Linked DNA regions of Homo sapiens: region 1 is linked to region 2. The links are chromatin contacts, found by Hi-C or POLR2A ChIA-PET in ENCODE. All regions are on one chromosome and are shown on one strand. The core of a region is the stretch at or near the end of the contact, and the rest is flanking DNA. Distances in the headings are between cores, read along the strand shown.

Region 1 (4,747 bases), core at 1,545-4,044, 1.4 Mb before region 2:
GTCCTGAGTGTGGATTTGGAGCAGCCTGCTTCCCAAGCCCAGAGCATTAATTCCCCCCAAAAGTAACCCTTAAGGGCCCAAGAGCTGTGTATGCAAGGAGGGAGTGAAGGACCTTGAGCTCCGACTGTCCAGGGAAAAGGGCATCAGAGGAGAGGGGAGACAGAAAGGGAAGGAAGGCTACACTTCCTGAGGACTGAAGCACAATTTTTAAGAGGGTGTCTTATATTTACTGGCCAGCCATGTCAGCTGCCCCACTAAGAAAAGGTGAAGTAGATGACTGCTTTGGTTTCCCTTCCTTCCAGGGCTCTGGCTCTCTGCCTCTCTGCCAGGCTGCCAGGCCAGTCTTGCAGGGTGGTCTTGCCTATAGCACTTTTTTTGCCAGGCCTCCCTGGGACTAGAAGCCAAAGAAGGGATACCTCTGTTGAGGGGGAGTGCAGGACGGGCTGTGGTCCCCTGCCTTCCCTACTGCCACTTGTCATAACATGTGACTGGGCTCTGTGAATGGTGGAGGCAATGATGGGTTAGGGAGGGGAGCTGCCCACCCTTTCTCAAATCCAAGTCCTGGCACACCAGGTCTGGCTGTTCAGAAGGGGAACCTTGGGAAGAAGTGTGTGGCCTCTGGGCAGTGGAAGCCAAGGGAACCTAAGGTGATAGGAGGATGGAAGGCTGACCCTCAGCCACCCCAGCATTAGTCCAGATGCACCTTTAAGGAACTGGAGTGACTAATTGATTTGCAATTGGTCCACTTGGGAGAGGCTGGCAGTGCACTCCCTGGGCTGGATCCTGAGACAGCAAAAGCCTCTCCTGCCACCCGCTCCCCTCCCTGCACTGCCCCCAACCAGTATGGCTCACACCTCCCAACTCTCCAGCCCCTCTCTCTTGGGAATGGGTAACTGCAGGCAGCTAGGCTGGGTTTGTGCCCACCCTCCTGGGCCTGGCAGTGGGAGGTGCCGTGGTTCAAGACAGAGCCAAACTTCCCCTGTTTCAGAATGTGGGGGGTGGAGGGTCCTTTAGAGGGCGGCGGGGCTCATTAGGCAGAGCAGGGTGCCGAGAGGTGCGCGTCGCCGGCCCCTGAGGCCGCCTTTGAGCCGTCGGGGCGGCTTCATTAAGCTGCGCTAACAAGGCGTACAAATGCCGAGCCCAGCAGCTTTCTTGCAATGCCCGGCCTTAGCAGGGCGCCGGACTAATGAGGGTCACTCAAAGGGGCTGATCAAATATTCAAATTTCCCCGCACGCCAGGAACTTTTATGCATGGAGAAAGTTGAGGCAACTGAGCTGTGTTTACTGTCCGGGGCGACAATTGCTTGGAGCGCCAGTCCCCGGAGGCTAAGGCGGGGGGCGGGGGTGCGGGGAGGGAGCAGTTGTTGTTGTTGTTTTTCAAAGGAAAGTAATCGGGGTCCTTGAAGGGCTTCGCGGCCTCCCCGCCTGCGTGCTGCGCTCCCCTGCGCCCTCCCTGGCCGCCCGCGCCAAGCGCCTCAGTTTGCAGCTTGCGGGGAGGCCCAGACTACGGGCCACCCGGCCAGCCTCCGCCTCCCGACATCCTGGGAGCCGGAAGGGGCGTTGCCCCCACAGGGCAAACCTTCCCCCGGCCTCCTGGTCGGCTGTTTAGAGCTGAGCAAGGCCAAGTGGGTGCAGCTGCCCCAACCCTCCGGATCCTCGTCTCCCGGAGGCCTGCAGACCCGTTGGCTTTCCCTGTAACCCAAAACAAGGAGAGAGTGGGAGGTCTCTCGGGCGTTCTCCAGATGTGGTTGAGACTTTCCCAGTGCTGGGGTGGCGGGTGACATTTGTAAATAAATGCCAGTTGGTCCGGGTACAAGGAGAACACTATTTAAACCCCAAAGACATCTTTTCTCCCTGCCCCACCTGAAGGCGATATTTTAGATCGCCGGGGCCAGGATTGAAGCGGGGATGATGGCAGCAAATTTGTTCTGCACAGGTGACCCGGCCTGTACGGGCGCCAAGTCCCAGATCCCGCAATCAGAGCGGCCAGAGAGCAGAGAAGAGACCTAGAGGATCTGCAAGCTGACCTATCCACCCGAGACTCTCCGCTCTGAGCGACCCCAGGGTGCAGGCGCCCTCCACGCGCCACCTCCTCTAGCGGTCCCCCAGGGTCCCTTCCCAGTCCTCGCACTGCCCTAGGGCTTGCTTGGTTCCCAGACCAGCGTGGAAGGCCGCTGGGCCCCGGAACCCAAGGTCCCTCTGCTTCTGCTCCACTCCCCAGTGCCCAGCGCCTGGGAATTTGGGAGGGGAAGCTCTGGCGCTCCACAGCCCTGCTTCCCACCCAAACACGCACTCAGAACCCCTCGACTGAGATCCTATGGAGCCTGCGCCCCCAGCCCGGCGGGGAGCCAGTCCGGCCCTCCGCTCTGGGACCAGCCGCCCCGCCTCCCTGCCCTGCTCTCCGGACTCTCAACTTACCCGCTCCAGGAGGCGGGAGTACTGCTTCAGGCCAGAGCCGAAAGGCGCTGGCGGCGGCTGGACCGCGAGGTGGGCTCGGTGGGCGGCGCCGAGCTCGGCTCTGCTGGGAGGCGCGGACAGCCCGGGGCTGCCACCTGCCCCACCGGGTCCTGGCGCACAAAGCTACACGCCTCTCTGCAGCCCTCTGCCCTGCTTCGCGTTCCGGAACCGCGGTCGCCACCCAAGCAGGCGGGGTGCGGCAGGGCGGCAGGGCGGCAGGCGCTGGGGCAGAGGCTGGGGGGCGGGGGTGTCGCCAGAGTCTCAGCCCCACTTGCCTCAGTTCTCCCTGAGTGGCGATGGTTTTTTATTTCAGCGCTTTCGGCAGAGCCCGCAGCACCTGCCCAGCCTCCCTCCGGGGCTGGCCGGGCAGTGGCAGGGAGAGGCCAGGTCGCCACCACCCGGAGGCGGGGGTTTCGGGGACGGGGAGGGGACTGACCGGGTTCACCCGCCCGCCCGGCGCCTGGGTCCCCGGCTCCGGGGGATGCAGTTTCGGGGTCACGAGCTGCTTTCAAAAAGTTGAACACAATATTCGGAAACCCACCCGTAGGAATTCTCCCCCCACACGCGGCACAATACCCACTCCCCTCCCCTTTTTCATTCCTTCCTCCCCCGCTTCCTCCTCCTGCCCCTTCCCCCTCCCACCCTTCAGCCTATAATCCTTCCCCTACGAGAGAAAGGGATCGGGAAGAAAACATGAAGTGTCTGTTTTTGTGTCCCAACCTTTGGGCTCTTTCTGGGCCCTCAGTGAATGACCGCCCAGAGCTTTCAGCTGCGTGGAGAAGGACTCATGGCCAGGAGGAGAGGAAATATATATGGAGTGGAGAGAGCACTGAAATGGGGCTTGGCAGGTCTTCCCTTTGGAGGAATATTTTTCTGCCCCAGTCGTCGTGTTGAAGACCTGCTACCCCACGGCTGTCTCTGGCTAAGTGAGCCAGTATTGGCCCCTCGCCGGACCCAGGGCCTCCCTGCCGCCCGGAATCCTCCAAGGAGGCTTGCACTTGTCGGCTTGCTCTTCTCCCCGGCCCTCAGAGGCCTGGCACTGCGGGAGTCAAGGCCTAAGCAGGGCTCCAGCTCGGGGTTTAGGGGCTGGGACACTCACAGCCCCAGTCACGTTAGGTTTCCCATTTAAATTCTCTCTCAACCTCTCTTTCTCTCTTCCCTCATTGAGATCACCAAAGTGGTGTGGACACGGCGCCTTGCCCCCAGATCTGCATCGGAATGCAGAAAAGATCTTTAAAAAAAAAAAAAAAAAGTTTTGAATTCCTCAATGATTTTTCTTCTGGAAAGGCAGCTTAGGATAATTATTTCAGCTTTATTGAGGGCAGATTAGTTGAAGTCTGGGCGCTGCGTTTCAATACGCGTTGTACACGGGCCGACAATGTGGTCATTGTTGGCTACTGTGTGTGAATCCATTCAACATATACACTTTTTAACACCAAACCGAGTCCTGTCTAAATATACACAGTGCTCAGGGAAAGACGTCTCTGACCCCGACAAATCTGCGTAAATCACACTTCCATAGTTACAGAAGCCTCACAAAGGGAGGCCCGGCTCAAGATGCTGATTACAGCTTCTTAAAAGCAACATACCTAAGAATAAATACCCATGCCTGGCCTAGGGGCTGTGGTGGCCAGAGGCAGAGAGGGCCCTCTGTGTTCTATGGGCCTTTTGGCGTCTGTTTTAGGCTTTCGATGTTACTTTCCCTAGAGAAATTAGACAGTTTAAAAATAATAATGGTAATTATTATTATTTTACAATACGAGCAAACAAGCAATTTTCAGGCCTTATTCACTTCATCCGGGTGGCTGGCCTCCAAAGTTTGAGTGCCCTCTGGGGCTGGCAGGCAGGACCAGAGCTCCTTCTGTTGTGTGGTGAGGAGTGGGCATCTGTAGGACTTTTCTGGGTCCAGAGGGCTCTTGGGCTTCTCGGCTCCCGCAGCTCCTCCACCACTCCTCAGAGAGGCAGCTGAATTCTGGGAAGAAACAAAGAGTTGAGTTGCTTCTTAAGATGGAAAGAAGTGTACTGTTTGGACTGTTATTTTAAAATACAGGGTGGTGGGGGAAATCGAGGCTCCTTGGCCGGGGAGGGAGTAAAGAGAAGCCTAATTGATGAAGAGGGAGTTGAGGTGAATGCGGTCCATGGGCACCGATGGGGGAGGCAAGAGCGGCCTCCAGCACCCTGGGAATTGGGCTCAGGCTCCCTGGCGCCAGATACCCTCGGAATCCGGGATCCCCGGCTGGCGCCACGGCCCGCTGGGCCAAGGTCGGTGCTTGGTGGGCCCCATGATCTC
Region 2 (4,699 bases), core at 2,093-4,592:
GCCCACTGCATCCCAGGTGCCTGCTCTCTGCCAGGTTTGTAAGTTCACACTTTATCTCTATCCCATCCTCCTGAGGGCACACCCTACAAAGAAAAGAGGAAGCAAGAGAATCAGATTTGTCCCTTGTCAAAACAAATAGGTGTTTCACTGGTGCCACAGCTTTTGTTCCCAAACCATCCAATACAGGGTTGGGGGGCAGGTAGGGAGATTTGCTGGGAGGTGGGCAGTTTGCTCCTATTTTAAGCAGCTTGGGAGCTTTGCCTACCGGTGTCCTCTGCTGCCCTCTGTGGCCACAACATCAGTGTCTCTAAAGACACCCCTCTGAATCCGGGGACCCAGCTCCCCATCCCCCACTCACTGCCCCAGCATCACCTTTCAAAGTTTTTCTCCTCTAGTTCTCCACAGGCTCTAAAAAGTAAAATTGGATGCACCCTAGCCACAGCCTGCATCTGGTTTACACTCTCAGCTCCTTCCTGCAAAGGTTATTGAGCTGAGTCCTGGAAGAAATCTCAGGCCACCCGGCTCTGCTCTAAGCAAGGCTGGGTGCAACCCTTTTGAGAGTTATTATAATGAGTTTTTGGTGTATCTCAGACACTGCCAAAATCCCGGACTTGGCAAGGTGCGGTGGCTTATGCGTATAATCCCAGCACTCTGGGAAGCCCAGGTGGGTGGATCACATGAGGCCAGGAGTTCCAGACCAGCCTGGCCAACATGGCAAAACTCCATCTCTACTAAAAATACAAAAATTAGCCGGGCATGGTGGTGCACATCTGTAGTCCTAGCTACTTGGGAGGCTGAGGCAGGGGAATAGCTTGAACCCGGGACGTGGAGGTTGCAGTGCGCCAAGATCGTGCCACTCCGCTCCAACCTGCGCAACAGAGTGAGATTGTCTAAAGAAAAAAAAAAAATCCCAGACTCAATGCCAGCTGTTTGTGTTAGCCTGGGGATCCTTCACTTATAGGGTGCAGTCTGGCCAAGAGGAAGGAGCTATATAACATGGTTGATGGAATTTCTAACATTTAAGCTCAGGGGTACATGTGCAGGATGTGCAGGTTTGTTACATAGGTAAATGTGTACCATGGTGGTCCACTGCACAGATCATCCCATCACCTAGGTATTAAGCCCAGCATCCGTTAGCTATTGTTCCTGATGCTCTCCCTCCTCCCACCCCTCACCCTCTGACACGCCCCAGTCTGTGCTGTTCCTCCCATGTGTCCATGTCTTCTTAGGTTGATGTGGTCTTGAGTGACCCCTCCTTGCCTTTCCTCTTTAAAAACAAGATCTAAAAGGCTATGTTCTCTATGGGTTGGAGGTGTTGCCTCGATCTGTCAAGCACAGTCCAGGACTCAGAGGCTGTTGTGGTGAACTACTGTAGGCACCTGGAAGCCACCAAGGTGCCCTTTTCCCGCACTCTAGTCCCAAGTGAGGGAAATAAGCCTATGGTTAAGGGAGAACTATCTACCAATTTGAACTCATTAAAATACATAAATGTGTCCACTAGAAATGGCTGGCTGGAGAAGCCCAGTACCAAATCACCCCGTTCCTGAAACCCACCAGCCCCATGAAATAGTTCGCTAGAGAGAGATTTGCAATCTTTGAATTCGTTGACTATCAACCTGTATAGGTGCTCCGTGCCCCGAGATCTGAGAAAATGACAAAATACGTCTACTTCCCGGCCGGGCACAGTGACTCACGCCTGTAATCCCAATACTTTGAGAGGCCAAGTTGGGCAGATCACTTGAGGTCAGGAGTTTGAGACCAGCCTGGCCAACATGGTAAAACTCCCGTCTCTACTAAAAATACAAAAATTAGCTGAGGGTGGTGGTGGGCGCCTTTAATTCCAGTTACTCCGGAGGCTGAGCCACAAGAATCGCGGGAAGCGGAGGTTGCAGTGAGTCGAGATGGGGCCACAGCACTCCAGCCTGGGCGACAGAGTGGGACTCAGTCTCAAAAAAAAAAAAAAAGTATTTCCCAATTCTTCGTCAGTTTTTGCCCTCTCCCCACTTCGCCTTCTCCAGGCTCCTGAAAAGTATCTCCCCCAACCCTTTCTGTGTACACGGGGAAAACACGTGTTCATTTTTATTATGGCGCTGAAACCTACCCTTCTCTTCAAATCGCTTCTGTAGATCGTTCTAGTATAAAATGTGGCAAGAGGCTAAAGGGAGAGATATAGACCAGTTCTTTGGCCCTCGCTTTCCAACTTCAAGTTACACCTGTGAAACTCATGGGTCCTTCCACAGCCTTCAAAAACTAAGGGCGTCCCCTGTCCTCTCCCCAGATGTCCCTTCCCCATCGCCGGTAGCGAGTGGGAGACAGCTCAGCGCGGGGCAGGGGAGCACTGGGCCCGGAGATGGAAGGCAGCGTCAAAAGCGCCGCTGGAAAATCCCTGAGCGCTAACCGTTGCCTGTGTGAGCCCTTAAATCTACAAATTTCCAACACCTGTAGCCTTTGGGTTTCCCAGGACTTCCATCGACCCTGGCGGCAGAGAGGGCAGGCCTGAGATGCAGTGACTTGAGGGCACATGGCCAACTCTTGTCACTCCAAGATCACACTGGGGAACCAGACTGACTTCTCCAATTCTGAACTCGCCCCGGCCTCGGGCGGCTCAAAGGGCCTCCTCTGCCGCATCCCCGCCAAAACCAAACCGCCTGGCACAAGCCGGTAAGCAACCACCCTGCTGGGAGAGGGAAGGAAGAGTAGGCGCAGCCCTAGATCAATTTCCTTGCACTGCTTCTCCCAGACGGTCAAGTCAGCTGCGTCCCACCGAAAAGGGCGCATCGCCCACGCCCGAAACGCAGCCGCTGGGGGCCGAGAAATTATCCCCACCTGGCCCGAGGGCCAGGGACGCAGGAGCGCAGCAGCGTGGAGGGGCTCCGCGCTGGCCCGGCGCTGCCCGCGGTCCTGCCCTCGTTCCAAGGGCACGGCGCCGGTACGAGGACACCGACGCTGTGGCGCAACTGCCGTCCCCCGCAGCAATCCCGGAGCCCGGCTCCCGGCCGCCCCTCGGCCCTGCGCAGGCTGCCTCTCCCCGACGCGGAGTCCCACCCCGCTACCCGCCGCCCAGACGACCTCATAAACAAGTCCTCGAAGTGCGGAGGCAGGAGGCGGGGCGCAGCGCGGGGGCAGGAGGCGGGCCAGGGTCAGGGCAGAGGCTGCGGCCGCGCGTCCCCATTGGCCGGGACGCAGTGAGCCGCCCGGAGCTCGGCGCGGGCGGGGCCTGCCGGCGCGTGCCCGCCCACACACCCGCGCCGGTGCCCGCCCCCCGCCCTCCGCGCCCGCCCCGTGCCCGCCCCAAGCCGGCCGACGGAGTTTTTAAAGTGGGCTGCCGGCCGCGGGAGCTTTACACTCGCGAGCGGACCGCCACACGGGTCCGGTGCCCGCTGCGCTTCCGCCCCAGCGCTCCTGAGGCGGCCGTACAATCCTCGGCAGTGTCCTGAGACTGTATGGTCAGCTCAGCCCGGCCTCCGACTCCTTCCGACTCCCAGCATTCGAGCCACTTTTTTTTTTCTTTGAAAACTCAGAAAAGTGACTCCTTTTCCAGGGAAAAAGGAACTTGGGTTCCCTTCTCTCCGTCCTCTTTTCGGGTCTGACAGCCTCCACCCACTCCTTCCCCGGACCCCGCCTCCGCGCGCAGGTTCCTCCCAGTCACCTTTCTCCACCCCCGCCCCCGCACCTAGCCCGCCGCGCGCCACCTTCCACCTGACTGCGCGGGGCGCTCGGGACCTGCGCGCACCTCGGACCTTCACCACCCGCCCGGGCCGCGGGGAGCGGACGAGGGCCACAGCCCCCCACCCGCCAGGGAGCCCAGGTGCTCGGCGTCTGAACGTCTCAAAGGGCCACAGCGACAATGACAGCTGACAAGGAGAAGAAAAGGTAAGCGGGCGTCCGGGCCGATCAGGGGGCCGGTCCGAGGCCAGGGCCGGGCTGCGCGGGGCAGGCGCGACCGAGAGTGGTTGGGAGAAGAGTGCTGAGAGGTCTTCGGAGCTCGAGGCTCGGTTTGGAGGGCTGTGAGGGGGAGAGCATGTGCCCGGTTTGGGGGCGCGGATCAGCAGCTTTGCAGTGGAGACTTCTGCGGCTCGGAGGAGTCGGGGATTTGCGCGCACGGCGAGGCCAGGAGGCCGAGGGAGATGGCCTGGAGGTCGGAGGTGCTTCCGCGGTGCCTTTGAAAATCTCCCAGCCGCCCCGCAGCAGATTACCGTGGCCACCGGCGCTTGGAAATGTTTGTGGGTGCATGTCCTCGACTTTCTCTGGTCTCTCATTTTGGGGCAGCATCCACGTCTCTATTTTTCTCTGGATTCGCGGAGTCCTTCCAAATGCGCTCCTGTGCCCGCGCCGCGGCCCAAGTGGGCAAAGGGGGGCGGGAGGCGGAGAGCGGCTCAGGGACACGATCCTACCGAGGAGCCAGGACCCTTCAGAGCGCCCCGCTGCCGGGCTCCAGACCCCACCGAAGGTTGGAGAACCCACTTCCTCGTGCCGCACCTTGACTCTGGGGAGAGTAGGTAGTGAGTGACCTGGATTGCCCTGCGGGGGCAGATGGTTCGGTGTGTAGGAAGCGGACGGCAACACTGGATGTCCCTGGCAGGTCCGGGTGTCTGTCTCCGAAGAGGACAGAGAAGGGCAGCCACGATCTGCCCGCCTGCCCTCGCGAGCCTCTCGGCACTGGGTGAGAGGCAACTCTGGCCATTTCTTGCTGCCCTCT

Evidence for each region. Hi-C counts contacts between places; a loop is a spot of excess contacts on that map. ChIA-PET counts read pairs that join two places held with the same protein, here RNA polymerase II (POLR2A).
Region 1: a map with no recorded cell type shows a loop between it and region 2 (6-fold over the local background). The contact joins the promoter of LINC01833 here to the promoter of EPAS1 in region 2. A Hi-C loop is called at or near these places in 1 of 37 single-sample maps with no recorded cell type. POLR2A ChIA-PET finds 5 or more read pairs at or near these places in 1 of 52 experiments (BJ).

The regions. Positions count from the first base shown.
Region 1 is chr2:44,936,405-44,941,151 of GRCh38, forward strand. LINC01833 (long intergenic non-protein coding RNA 1833) reads right to left here and starts at 2,795. Exons shown (of 2, transcript NR_147195.1): 1 at 2,419-2,795. It overlaps SIX3-AS1 (SIX3 antisense RNA 1), which reads right to left. Exons shown (of 2, transcript NR_103786.1): 2 at 3,750-4,429. RefSeq lists enhancers at 477-1,010, 1,011-1,543, 2,962-3,463, 3,464-3,963, 4,732-4,747 and silencers at 1,417-1,496, 2,491-2,620.
Region 2 is chr2:46,294,065-46,298,763 of GRCh38, forward strand. EPAS1 (endothelial PAS domain protein 1) reads left to right here and starts at 3,343. Exons shown (of 16, transcript NM_001430.5): 1 at 3,343-3,873. The coding sequence starts at 3,848. RefSeq lists silencers at 2,797-3,376, 3,607-3,936.